Linked DNA regions of Mus musculus: region 2 is linked to region 1. The links are chromatin contacts, found by Hi-C or POLR2A ChIA-PET in ENCODE. All regions are on one chromosome and are shown on one strand. The core of a region is the stretch at or near the end of the contact, and the rest is flanking DNA. Distances in the headings are between cores, read along the strand shown.

Evidence for each region. A loop is a pair of places that touch in the nucleus more often than their neighbours do. ChIA-PET counts read pairs that join two places held with the same protein, here RNA polymerase II (POLR2A).
Region 2: POLR2A ChIA-PET joins it to region 1 with 10 read pairs in embryonic stem cell. The contact joins the promoter of Tpp1 here to the promoter of Dnhd1 in region 1. A Hi-C loop is called at or near these places in 1 of 37 maps with a recorded cell type or tissue (adrenal gland). POLR2A ChIA-PET finds 5 or more read pairs at or near these places in 3 of 5 experiments (Patski and embryonic stem cell).

Annotation. Positions count from the first base shown.
Region 1 is chr7:105,648,049-105,654,271 of GRCm38, reverse strand. It overlaps Dnhd1 (dynein heavy chain domain 1), which reads right to left and starts at 3,496. Exons shown (of 44, transcript NM_001370803.1): 1 at 3,331-3,496; 2 at 3,001-3,200; 3 at 1,966-2,770. The coding sequence starts at 3,064. It also overlaps a transcript of Timm10b not described here.
Region 2 is chr7:105,748,944-105,755,166 of GRCm38, reverse strand. It overlaps Tpp1 (tripeptidyl peptidase I), which reads left to right and starts at 2,932. Exons shown (of 13, transcript NM_009906.6): 1 at 2,932-2,996; 2 at 3,114-3,185; 3 at 3,438-3,577; 4 at 4,837-4,987; 5 at 5,180-5,307; 6 at 5,455-5,630; 7 at 5,744-5,942; 8 at 6,096-6,223. The coding sequence starts at 2,980. It overlaps Dchs1 (dachsous cadherin related 1), which reads left to right. Exons shown (of 21, transcript NM_001162943.1): 21 at 1-2,178. The coding sequence ends at 1,709.

The sequences.
Region 1 (6,223 bases), core at 2,247-4,746:
CAGTGGAACAGAGGCAGGTTGCAGAGGGATAACAATCACGACACAGGTGAAGACAGAACGAGCCAGAGAATGAGAAGCAGCTGGACAATTAGAACACATTGCCAACGCTCGTTTGAGGCCAAGCAGAGCAATTTAGGAGAAGCCCAGAGAGGAAAGAATGAATCAGTCAGCTTGGAGAAGAGTTGGAGCTAGTACACTTGAATTGAACCAGCCAGTCAGAGCTCATTAAGAACTAGAAAGAGTGAGTTTATTCAGCACCAAGTCTCGGAGGCTGAAAACATTTTAGGCCTAGATAAGATTGTATGGAGACTTAGAAGCTCCCAAGACTAGGTGTAATTAGCAGACAGAGGCAGTGAGCCTTCCAGACAACAATTACAACAGGAGAATAAAAGATACTTTAACACAGAGTACCTACATCTCAGGTTCTGTGTCTTAAAGGCTGAAAATATCCCTCTTCTTTAACAAGAGTCTCATCCAGATGCCAGAATTACTTCAAACTCTGATTCTAGTGTCTTTCTCTCTTTCAAGCAGGTATTGATGAAGAATGAAATGGTGCTTCCACTGTCTTCCATTCATTTCCAAATGCACACTAGCATGTAATACAACTAACTGCTGCCCCACTGACACACTTTCACCTCCTAACCCACTTTACTAATCTAATGTCTATCCAAATTTTCTACTCCTACTGTTCCAGCCCCTTCCCTTCCCAATCCCATCCCACTAAGAGTACACAGGCAATAGCCAACAGCCTTTTGTTTTATACTACTTACTACAATTTGTTAATTATACCTTACTTGTTCTAATATCTCCCTTACAAAACTGTAAGACTGATTTCATAGGAAAGAACTAAATCTATTTGGCTAATTTTTTTACATTCCCAGCATCTGGATACATCCAAGTAGCAATTAAGTTATTAAATGAACCAAAACCTAGGAAGACAGTCCTGGAGAAGAGTAAACTGTATTACCTAGACCTCAGAGGATGACTGCCAAGTTCATACAGGTATGAGTACTTGATTCCTTCCTGATATATCAGCCCAGAGCCATTTCTGTTAAGGTCTTCCAAGAGTTAGTTAGACTTGGGCCCATGCTAGGGGCAGGAGGGAAGCTTGGCTGAGAAGATTGAAGCCAAATTGTTGACATTTGACACCTTCCTTCATAGTTCCAGGAGCCTGCCCACTTGCCCACCATTAGGGATCTGAGAGGTCACGAAAAAGTCACAAATTGAGCCCACCGTAAATTTAAGAGCAAAAAATGAGCAAGTAAGTCATGTTTGATTACATGCAAAGTTAGCTTTTTTCTGCCTAGAGAGTGAATATATCATAGACAAGTGACATAAAAAGGGAAAAGCAGGCCAGAGCTAGGAAGAAGTTCCTATACTAAAAGAACTCCTAGAAGGGATCTTCTAGGCATTCTGAAATCCTAGGATTTTGGAAGCCAGATTGGGGGACTGGAAGGAATAGATCATTACTCAAGGGGCCACCCTTACTGTCAGATCATGAAGTTGACATAGAGGCAGTGCTTTGCTTTAGACCTGGAATAGTTCACATAGACCTGTGGAGGAAGACCACCCAGGCAAGCACTCCCTAGAGTAACCAAAGACCCCATATAGAGTTCCTAGGACCAGCACAATATATGCCCCAAAGTATGTTTTGGCAAATATAAATGACCAAGAATATGAACCCCAAAGAAGCTTCTGGCACCGTCTGAGAAGACTGGAAACTACAAGGTCAAGTTTTGGCTTCCTAATGGCTGCTATTGATTTCAGTGTTTCCCTATAGATTAGCATTGAGACATTAGCTTTGTTTTTGCAAGTGAAAAAGGTGCAGCCTAGTCCAGCTCACTTTAGAGGTGGGCTAATCCTGAAGAGCCATGAGGAGCTGGCTCAAGAAGCCAGTAGCCCTGCAGGCACCTAAACTAATTCATTTTATCTCTTCTACTTAAAGCCCCAAACCATGCCACTCACTTTCTCCCAGCAGGTTCGCCTTCTGCCTGCTCAGTATCACTGCTTTCATACTGTACAGGGATGTCTGTAGCCAGTGCCAAGGGCAAAAGACTAAGGCTGTCCAGCCATGGGGTCTCTTCTAGGGCCACCTCAGCACCAACAATGCCCAGACAGTGCTGTAGCTCAGGCAGTGTCAATGGTCGGAGCCACGTGGCCAATTCCTTTTTTTGTTGCCGGTCCCACTGGGCCTTCACAAAAGGGCATGCTGAGCATGGAGGCCCTCGATGAAACCTCTTCATCCATAGACCACAGTCAACATGGGAAGAACTATGTAACAAAGAACTGTCTGGGGGAAAGGCCTTGTCTATGGCATCTAGCAGGTCCAGCTCTAGCCGGGCTTGGACCTTGGGTGCCCAGCAGTACAGCTGCTCCAGGAAGGGCAGCAACTCGAGTTGACCAGCTAGCATCTCACGGTATGGAGGCAACAGGCCCAGTACTGCATGCAGATAGCGCCAAGCTTCACAACTGCCATCCTGCATCACAGCTGAGAACAGAGACTGAAGCTCAGACAGCAGCAGCTTCAGCAGTGTCCGCTGCTCTGATTCAACCACTGCCTTGAGATCCTCCTGTTTCATTTGACAGTCCCAAGAGTGTTCTTGTCCGCTGCAGCTACATCCAACGAGCCCAGACTGAAGGGTATAAAACCATGGGTTTTTCTTCTCTTCCAGAATAAAGTGGAGGCAGGTATTCAATTGCTGTCGAACAGATCTTGCCCACAGCTCGGGGTCCAAATGCCAATTCCAGGCTTTTGGCTTCTGGGTCTGACCTGTGGGACCCAGCGGGGGGGGGGGGGGAGGGAGGGAGGGACATGTAGAAGTTCTGGCTCTGGGCTGTGCCAGTAGGGTTAGGACAGCAAGGTGGATATAGAGTTGCAGAGCATAGGAAGACCAGTAGAGGGCCCTTACTGAGCCACTCACTGTCAAGGACTAGCACAAGTCCAAGAGGGAGCCCTCCCTGCCCAGGAGCTCCTTCCCACCCTCCAAGGCCTCGTCTCACCTGGCCTGCAGGATGTAGAAGGCATGGGAAGGGAAGGGGGACTGGTCTGTGAATGAGGTTTCATTGCGGAGCGCTCCCTGTCGTGAATGAACTTAGACTCAGTTCCAGTCACTTAACACAGAGACCGATACACGCTTGCAAAATCTTTGGAAAAACTGTGTTCACATGAGGAAAACTTCAGAGTGGAGGCTGGCAACCACCTTGAAAAGGAAACACAAAAGGGTTGTCACTCAAAGGCAGCAAAGCTCCCGTCCCCTGAAGCCTTTACCACAGACTGAGAAGGTCCAGAGTGCAAAGCCGGCTACTGGGTAGGGAAGCAGTTTAGGACACCTAGCGGAAAGACGTGGCAGAAGACAGCTCCCGGTGCGCCAGTGGGAGGGGCCTCCCTAGGCACTGGAAGAGCTGAGCCACTGAGGGCAAGGGTAGCAGATCCCAGAGCCAGAGCAGAGGACTCAGCTGCACCACCTGCTCCCAGCTGTTAGAACCGTTACAGAATCCTGGAGGCCCGAGCCTCAAATCGGAGCTAGAAGGAGAGTTCAACAGGCATGTGGGAGGGGCCTGGGGGCGGGACCGGGACCCAGGCCACACTAGCATACTGCTTTTAACCTGACACCCCAAAGGCCCAAAAAGAATCTGGCTGAGCGGGAGACTGAATGACAAGATTGATTTGGGGGCACTAACAGCATTAGGGGCGTGGTCGTAGGAAGCAAGTGTAATCCTAGGGACTCACTCGCTCACTGATTTTTCCCTCCCCTCCCTTGACAGCATATCCAACTGTCCCACCTCAAGTCCCAACAAGAAACCCGAGTAAGACAAACATCTTGTATCTCTCTCAACAAGCTACACATCTAGTAGTGAGTGGTTTAGTTATGAAAGAAAGAAAGAAAGAAAGAAAGAAAGAAAGAAAGAAAGAAAGAAAGAAAGAAAGAAAGAAAGAGAGAAAGGAAGAAAGCAACCTACCTCTGTTATAGATTTTATTCTAATCAGTGGAAATTTTGATAGGCCAGACAGTAAAAAGAGTAGACTTGGGGGAGGGGGGAGTAGGGTGTTTGATTTCATATATTTCAAGTTTTAAGTCTGAGATACAGATCTCACAGGTGAGAGGCATAGCTCAGTGGTCCAACACTTGCCTCATATGCTCAAAGCCCTGGGTTTAGTCTCCAGTCTAGAAATGAAAGCTGTCCTTGAAGTCATGACTCCCCTGCCTCAACCTCCTGAAGGAAAGAATTATATGTATGTGTCCAACTAGAAGTTTAGTGTTTGCTCTCACTTGAGTCACATTCAAGCTTGAGTATTCCCAGGACCATGGTTAGAGTGTTCTGCTTTCTCTAAGGCTAAGCAAATAGTCTTTGCTTTCAGGATCCAAGAGAGTTAGTTCATCACCTCCTCTGCCTAGGCCCATTACAACTAGTGAGATGAAGAAGAGAAGAAATCACACCTCTTTATGAAGGGCACAACCTGGAAGTTGCCTGTGTCACTCCTTCACTTGCCCTGACCTAGGCAAAAATAAAACTTTCACATCTAATCTTTTTTTTGCAAAGGTTGTGGTGGTTTGAATGAGAATGACCCCATAGGTTCATATATCTGAATGTTTGGTCCCTTGCTGGGGCTGTTTGGGAAAGATTAGAAGGTATAACCTTGATGGTTCATCTCACTGGTGGAAGGATTGTATACAAGAGTGAGCACTTTTCTCCACATTGTTCTCAAATTTTTATTTCAAGTTTCTGCTCAGGCATGCATCCCCTTATAGTGAATCCTTTAATTTCCCAGAAGTCAGCACTCTCCCAGGTCCAGACCCTCTTTTCCCCAAACTAATTTTACCCCATACTTTGATTGCTATCTCATATTTGCTTATCCATTTACCCTGATAAAAAATGTAAGCTCCTGGAGTTACAGAGACAAACTGTGGAGCAGAGAATGACCCAACAGGGGATCCATCCCATATAGTCATCAAACCCAGACATTATTGTGGATGCCAACAAGTGCTTGCTGACAGGAACCTAATATAGCTGTCTCCTGAGAGGCTCTACCAGTGCCTGACAAATACAGAGGTGGATGTTCTCAGTCAACCACTGGACTAAGCACAGGGTCCCCAATGGAGGAACTAGAGAAAGGACCCAAGAAGCTGAAGAGGTTTGCAGCCCCATAGGAGGAACAACAATATGAACCAACCATTACCCACAGAGCTCCCAGGGACTGACCACCAACCAAAGAGTGCACATGGAGGGACCATGGCTCCAGCCACATATGTAGCAGATGGCCTTGTCGGTCATCAATGGGAGGAGAGGCCCTTGGTCCGCCAGTGCCAGGAGATGGGAGTGGGTAGATTGATTGGTGAGCAGGGAGAGGGGGAAGGGGATAGGGAGTTTTTGGAGGAGAAACCAGGAAAGGGGATAACATTTGAAATGTAAATAATGAAAATATCTAATAAAAAAGAAAATAATAAACAGAATCATAACAGCAACAACAAAAACAAAAACATACAAACTCCATAGTGGCAGAGATTCTAATTGTTCTTATTGCCTCTTACTCTATCTCCAGTCCTTGGTGCTAAGTACTATGAATAGATGATTGTAAAATATGGGGAAAATGTATCAATGGATAACAATATTAATTGGTAAGACTGGTTCTGGGATCAGATTGCCTAAATTAAAATCTTGATTTTGCCACTTGGCTTATAGTTTTGAAAATGAAAATAGTGGCTACTTCTAGGACAATTATGAGATTAAATGATGTTATGTGTATAAAATATTTAGTCTCACAAAAATAGACTCTTGATATAATTGACATGAGTGAGACATAACAGGGTTCAGTGTGGAATGAGTAAGAACATAGGTAACCAACCAACTCTTTTTGTGGGGAAATCCACAGGTTGCAGAAGGTCAAGAAGTTTAGGCTTTGACACAACAGTTTTCCAGACAGGCAAAAATAAATGGGCATTCTTTATTCTCAAATAATAACATTGGCACCTGTTTCTTTGAGACTGAGTTTCTCTGTGTAATAGCTCTGGCTGTCCTAGAACTCAACACTCTGTAGACCAACCAGGCTGACCACAAACTCATCTCCTGAAAAAAAAAAAAAAAAAAAAAAAAAAGGCGGGGTTCTCCAGAGAGATGTGTGTGTCTCTGTGTGTATGTGTAAGGGAGAAGGGGGTTGAATTTGTTTCACACATGTGGAAGTTAGTGCTGCATCTTGAAGCAGAATTTTGACCTGTGTCCATGTA
Region 2 (6,223 bases), core at 1,683-4,182, 100 kb before region 1:
CGATTGATGGGGATGCTGGGACTTTTGGTAGACTCCGATATAGCCTGTTGGAGGCAGTGCCAGGGCCTGAGGGTCGTGAGGCATTTTCCCTGAACAGCTCAACAGGGGAATTGCGGGCACGGGTGCCTTTTGACTATGAGCACACAGGAAGCTTCCGTCTACTAGTGGGTGCTGCCGATGCTGGGAATCTCTCAGCCTCTGTCACTGTGTCAGTACTGATTACTGGAGAAGATGAATATGACCCTGTATTCTTGGCTCCATCTTTCCATTTCCAAGTGCCAGAAGGTGCCCAGCGAGGCCACAGCCTGGGTCACGTGCAGGCCACAGATGAGGATGGAGGTGCCGATGGTCTGGTGCTCTACTCGCTGGCTACCTCTTCCCCCTATTTTGGTATCAACCAGACAACAGGTGCTTTGTACTTGCGAGTGGACAGTCGCGCACCAGGAAGTGGAACAACCACCTCTGGGGGTGGGGGCCGGACCCGACGTGAAGCACCTCGGGAGTTAAGGCTGGAGGTAGTAGCAAGAGGGCCTCTGCCTGGATCCCGGAGTGCCACAGTACCTGTGACTGTGGATATTACCCACACTGCTCTAGGCCTGGCACCTGACCTCAACTTGCTATTGGTTGGGGCTGTGGCAGCCTCCTTGGGAGTTGTGGTGGTGCTTGCCCTGGCAGCTCTGGTCCTGGGCCTTGTTCGGGCGCGAAGCCGCAAGGCTGAGGCAGCCCCTGGCCCGATGTCACAGACAGCGCCGATAGCCAGTAGCTCTTTACAGAAACTGGGTCGGGAACCCCCCAGTCCACCACCCTCTGAACATCTGTATCATCAGACTCTTCCCAGCTACGGTGGCCCAGGAGCTGGAGGTCCCTACCCTCGTGGCGGCTCCCTGGACCCTTCACATTCAAGTGGCAGAGGCTCAGCAGAGGCTGCAGAGGATGACGAGATCCGCATGATCAACGAGTTTCCCCGAGTGGCCAGTGTAGCCTCCTCCCTGGCTGCTCGAGGCCCTGACTCTGGCATCCAGCAGGATGCGGATGGATTGAGTGACACGTCTTGTGAGCCTCCTGCCCCTGACACCTGGTACAAGGGCAGAAAGGCAGGGTTGCTGCTGCCAGGCGCAGGAGCCACTCTGTACCGAGAGGAGGGGCCTCCAGCCACTGCTACAGCCTTCCTGGGGGGCTGTGGCCTGAGCCCTGCACCCGCTGGGGACTATGGCTTCCCAGCAGACGGGAAGCCGTGTGTAGCTGGAGCACTGACGGCCATTGTGGCTGGTGAGGAAGAGCTCCGTGGCAGCTATAACTGGGACTACCTGTTGAGCTGGTGCCCTCAGTTCCAGCCTCTGGCCAGTGTCTTCACAGAGATTGCTCGGCTCAAGGATGAAGCTCGTCCGTGTCCTCCAGCTCCCCGTATTGACCCACCACCCCTCATCACTGCTGTGGCACACCCAGGAGCCAAGTCTGTTCCCCCAAAGCCTGCAAGCACAGCTGTAGCCCGGGCCATCTTCCCACCAGCCTCTCACCGCTCCCCTATCAGCCATGAAGGCTCCCTCTCCTCAGCTGCCATGTCCCCCAGCTTCTCACCCTCACTGTCTCCTTTGGCTGCTCGCTCTCCCGTTGTCTCACCATTCGGGGTAGCCCAGGGCCCCTCAGCTTCAGCACTCAGTACAGAGTCTGGCCTGGAGCCTCCGGATGACACAGAGCTGCGCATCTAGCTGTGGCCCTAACTGGGCCCCGACCTGGGACACGTCCAGTGTCCCCAAAGCAGGCCCCATTCTCAGCCTGCCCTGGGCAGCCTCGGACCATGACTGACTATGGGGAGGCCACCACCAGTCCCCTGCTCTCCACCTTAAACTCTTATAGCTGGGACAGGTCCCACATTTCTCTGCAGTTCCTTCAGCACTAGGACCACAGAGGGCCTGTTGGTCATGACCTGTGGCCAGATCCAGTGTGGAGAGAAATAAGAATGAGGCAACAGCCTTGGGTTCTCTTCAGCCAAGACTTCCTGCCCTGCACCAGCGCCCTGCGATGGAGCTGAGACTTTATTTATTGGGGGTTAGGGGGATGGGGAGGTCCCTCCAATCTGGGCCCAGCTCTTTTGGGTTCTTCTGACATCCCTGCCCCTGCCCAGAACAAGTGCCAATTCTCACTCTGGAGCCTTAATAAACTGCAGTTTGTATCCAGCCTCTGGCTCTGTTCTGTCAGGGTAACCAGAAGTCACTGGCGTAGCACTGTGGATACCTGGCACAGTAGCCAAGGAGGCCCAGAGGGAGGGCGGACAACAGGACATGTAGGAGTAGGGTTGGCACTGAGAGCTCAGAAGCCTAGCCTTGGGATCTCTGCTGCTTTCCCCTCTAACATGGTCAGGACTTGAACTGCAGTGGTTTCCTGCAGAGACTGACAGAGTAGGAAGCAGTCTAGGGTCCTAAGCCTGAGGGTCTGGAATAAGATATGGTGATTATTAAGAGTAGGTAAGTGAAGAAATCCCCAACCCCCCCCCCCCACACACACACACCTTGGAAACATGAAATGTCCACATTCATAAGAGCTCACATTAGTTGAGTCTGCCAGGTCAGTCTTGGCTCCATAGGCTTGCTTTATTGCAATGTCCACTTTTACTCCCAAGTATGAGGCACATTTCTTTTACGTAACAGTCACTGAATTTTAAGTGAAGAAACCTAGGCTCTGAGAGCTTGTTTTTCTAATATTGTACGGCCAGGAGCAGCCCATACCTATGGGGCTTCAGAGCCCACTCCTTTATGATTCCTTTAGAGACAGACAGACTTGGGCAGCAGGTGAAGAGGAGCCCTGGGCTTAGATGCTCAACACAGCATAGAATTCTAATAGCAGCCCCAGCATTCAGAACAGCTCATTTGGGAGGGAGGAGTCAGCAACGTCACTAGTTACTAGGCAGGGAGATGGGGGAGGTGCCAGACCATGCTCATGTGACTTATCACATGACTACAGATCAGCCTGAAAGCCAAAATGGGACTCCAAGCCCGGTGAGAAACTGAGGTGGGGAGGGTAGCTAAGGGGGATTACATTAGAGGGATTACATGTTGTAGAAGGAGTACAATGAGGGTTCGGCTCCTGATGAAACCCACCTGCTGTCCCTGCAGCCTCCTAGGGCTCCTTGCTCTCGTCATCGCCGGCAAATGCACTTACAACCCTGAGCCGGACCAGCGGTGGATGTGAGTTGATTTAGTACTACAGGTGCCTGTCTCTGCAGACGCTTGGTCCTAGCTTTCCTCATCCTCAACTGCTCCTAGTACCCACTCTGTAGCCTTATTCGACACCCCCTCGGCTTAATCTCTGGTCATTTATCTCCTATGATCCTTATCTGCATCTAGGATTCGACCCAAAGTCTCAGTTCTTAATCCCAAACTTTCCATGATCTGGATTTCTCGTTATGGCCTAATCAAATCATGTCCCTGACCCTGTAGGCTGCCTCCAGGCTGGGTGTCCCTGGGCCGCGTGGATCCCGAGGAAGAGCTGAGTCTCACTTTTGCGCTGAAACAGCGGAACCTGGAAAGACTCTCGGAGCTGGTGCAGGCTGTGTCGGATCCTAGCTCTCCTCAATATGGTGCCTATCAGTTGGGGCAGGAAGTGGGAGGCAGGACCAGGCAGGCACTGGCTGGTGCAGATCATGTAGGGCCATGTTTCTGGTATGACAGACAAATGACAATAACTGCCATATTCATACACACACACACACACACACACACACACACACACACACACCAAAATTTCCACCTGAGTTCTTCAGTCTTAAAACTAAGAACAAATCTAAGCCTAGTAGCATGAGGTAATAATCCTAGCTACTTGGACTAAAACAGGACGATTTTGAATCCAAGGCATGCCTGGGCAGTGTAGCAATATTGTCAACATTAAAACCAATTTTTTTTAGAGGCCTAGCTAGCTCATTGATAGGGTGGGTGCTTACGGAGCATATGAAAAACCCTAGGTTCAAGTGCCAGGAAGATGGTGGGTGTGGGGTAGCTAGCTGTGTTTAAGAACACATGATTCATAATCAGATCTAGATTGAAATGTTCACTTACCCTACCAGCTCTCAAATGGAGGACTAGCACTTAGTGTGTGTGCATGATCAAGTCATGGACCTTACCCCACTCTCATAGCCACTGCCACACCCTCCTCTGTTGCTAGTTCAAGTCCTAAATTGTCTTTGGATTAATCCACTCTGGCCATTCCTCTTGCTACCAACTCAGTTGTTTATTCTCTTTCTGGATTACTGCCCAGTACCCGGACTGGTTTGAAGCTTCCTCTCCTTCACCCCACTCCCCAGAACAGTCCCTTCTCTATTCTAGAGTATTCTCTATGGTGCTCAGGCTGGAGTGAATCCTTCCCCTGCTTAAAGTCCTGTATGGTGAGGCAAGGGTGTGTGTGTGTGTGTGTGTGTGTAGAATGGAGGCGAGAGGAGGGGGGGGCATCCTTAGAGCACCCAAGAAGCTCCTCATATGCAGGAAAGAATGACTCACCGTTATGTTGTTTAAAATCAACAAGGATGAAGAGCTGAGCTAAATTAGAAGGTTCTGTATAACTGGCTCCAAAAGTTTGGGGAAATCTTTTTGAAGATAAGCTTAAAATGGGATATTGAAAGTTTACTAACGTCCTTGAGTTTTTGTGACCATGGTAACACATGCTGTGCATTTTTCCTGGCCATGACGTTTCATGTCTCTCGAGCCTTTTCTTCCCTTTGACTCTCACTATGCCTAGCCCTACACAGTCCTCCTCGGGAAGTTTTGATGTCCTCTGATTGAGGTCCAGACAGACAACCCAGGAAAGCCTCAAATGAGGACGAGAGCCTCTTCTGAATCCCTGCAGGAAAGTACCTAACCCTGGAGGATGTAGCTGAGCTGGTTCAACCATCACCCCTGACCCTCCTCACTGTCCAAAAGTGGCTCTCAGCAGCTGGAGCCCGGAACTGCGATTCAGTGACCACCCAGGACTTTCTGACTTGCTGGCTGAGTGTCCGGTGAGAAGTAATGATTTCCCCATAGAATCCATTGTCCCTACAAGGAGACAAAATACCCCAATTGGGGGAGTTTAAAGCGTGCTGGGAGCCTGTGGGTATAGGTAATGCATACGGAAATGATGGCAGGCTGCTAAGTGGGGCTCAGGCCAACTCTTCTACTCCTTCCCATGGTTTCTGTTTTCTTACTTCCAGACAGGCTGAGCTGCTGCTCCCAGGAGCTGAGTTTCATCGCTATGTAGGGGGACCTACAAAGACCCATGTTATAAGGTCCCCACATCCCTACCAGCTTCCCCAGGCCTTGGCCCCTCATGTGGATTTTGGTAAACCCAATGGAGTTGGTGGAAGTTGTGGGAGGGAGGTCTACAGGCTGAAGAATTTTAGATGCCAAAAGAGGCATAGAATCTTTCCAGTAGAGAAGTGGGTGGTAGTGTCTGTAAGACCTCCTTAAGCCTGACCCCTTTCCACAGTGGGGGGGCTGCACCGTTTCCCCCCTTCATCTCCAAGACAACGTCCAGAACCACAACAGGTAGGAACTGTTAGCCTGCACTTGGGAGTGACTCCGTCTGTGCTCCGTCAGCGATACAACCTGACAGCCAAAGATGTGGGCTCAGGCACCACCAACAATAGCCAGGCCTGTGCCCAGGTGAGCCATGTAAAGCCCTGCGGTCATCACAACCTCCTCAAGATATCTTTAGTGCCTCACTACCCTGGGCCTCACTCTCTGATCCACAATTCCTGATTTGGATGTTTCCACAGTTCCTGGAACAGTACTTCCATAACTCGGATCTGACTGAGTTCATGCGCCTATTCGGTGGCAGTTTTACACACCAGGCCTCAGTAGCAAAAGTTGTTGGAAAGCAAGGGCGAGGCCGAGCTGGGATCGAGGCCAGTCTAGATGTGGAATACCTGATGAGTGCTGGTGCCAATATCTCCACTTGGGTCTACAGTAGCCCTGGTATTGCTAAGAGAATTAGTTGGGGGATGGGAAAATGGGTTGGAGTAGACTTTTGGTCTCTGCTTCATTTCATCAAGGGGATGCCATGGGCTGAAGGGAGATTCTAGCAACCATCCAATGGCCATTCATATCCCTTCTTTTAAAACAATTCAGGCCGCCATGAGGCACAGGAGCCCTTCTTACAATGGCTCCTGCTTCTTAGCAATGAGTCATCTTTGCCACATGTACATACTGTGAGTTACGGAGACGATGAAGACTCCCTCAGCAGCATCTACATCCAG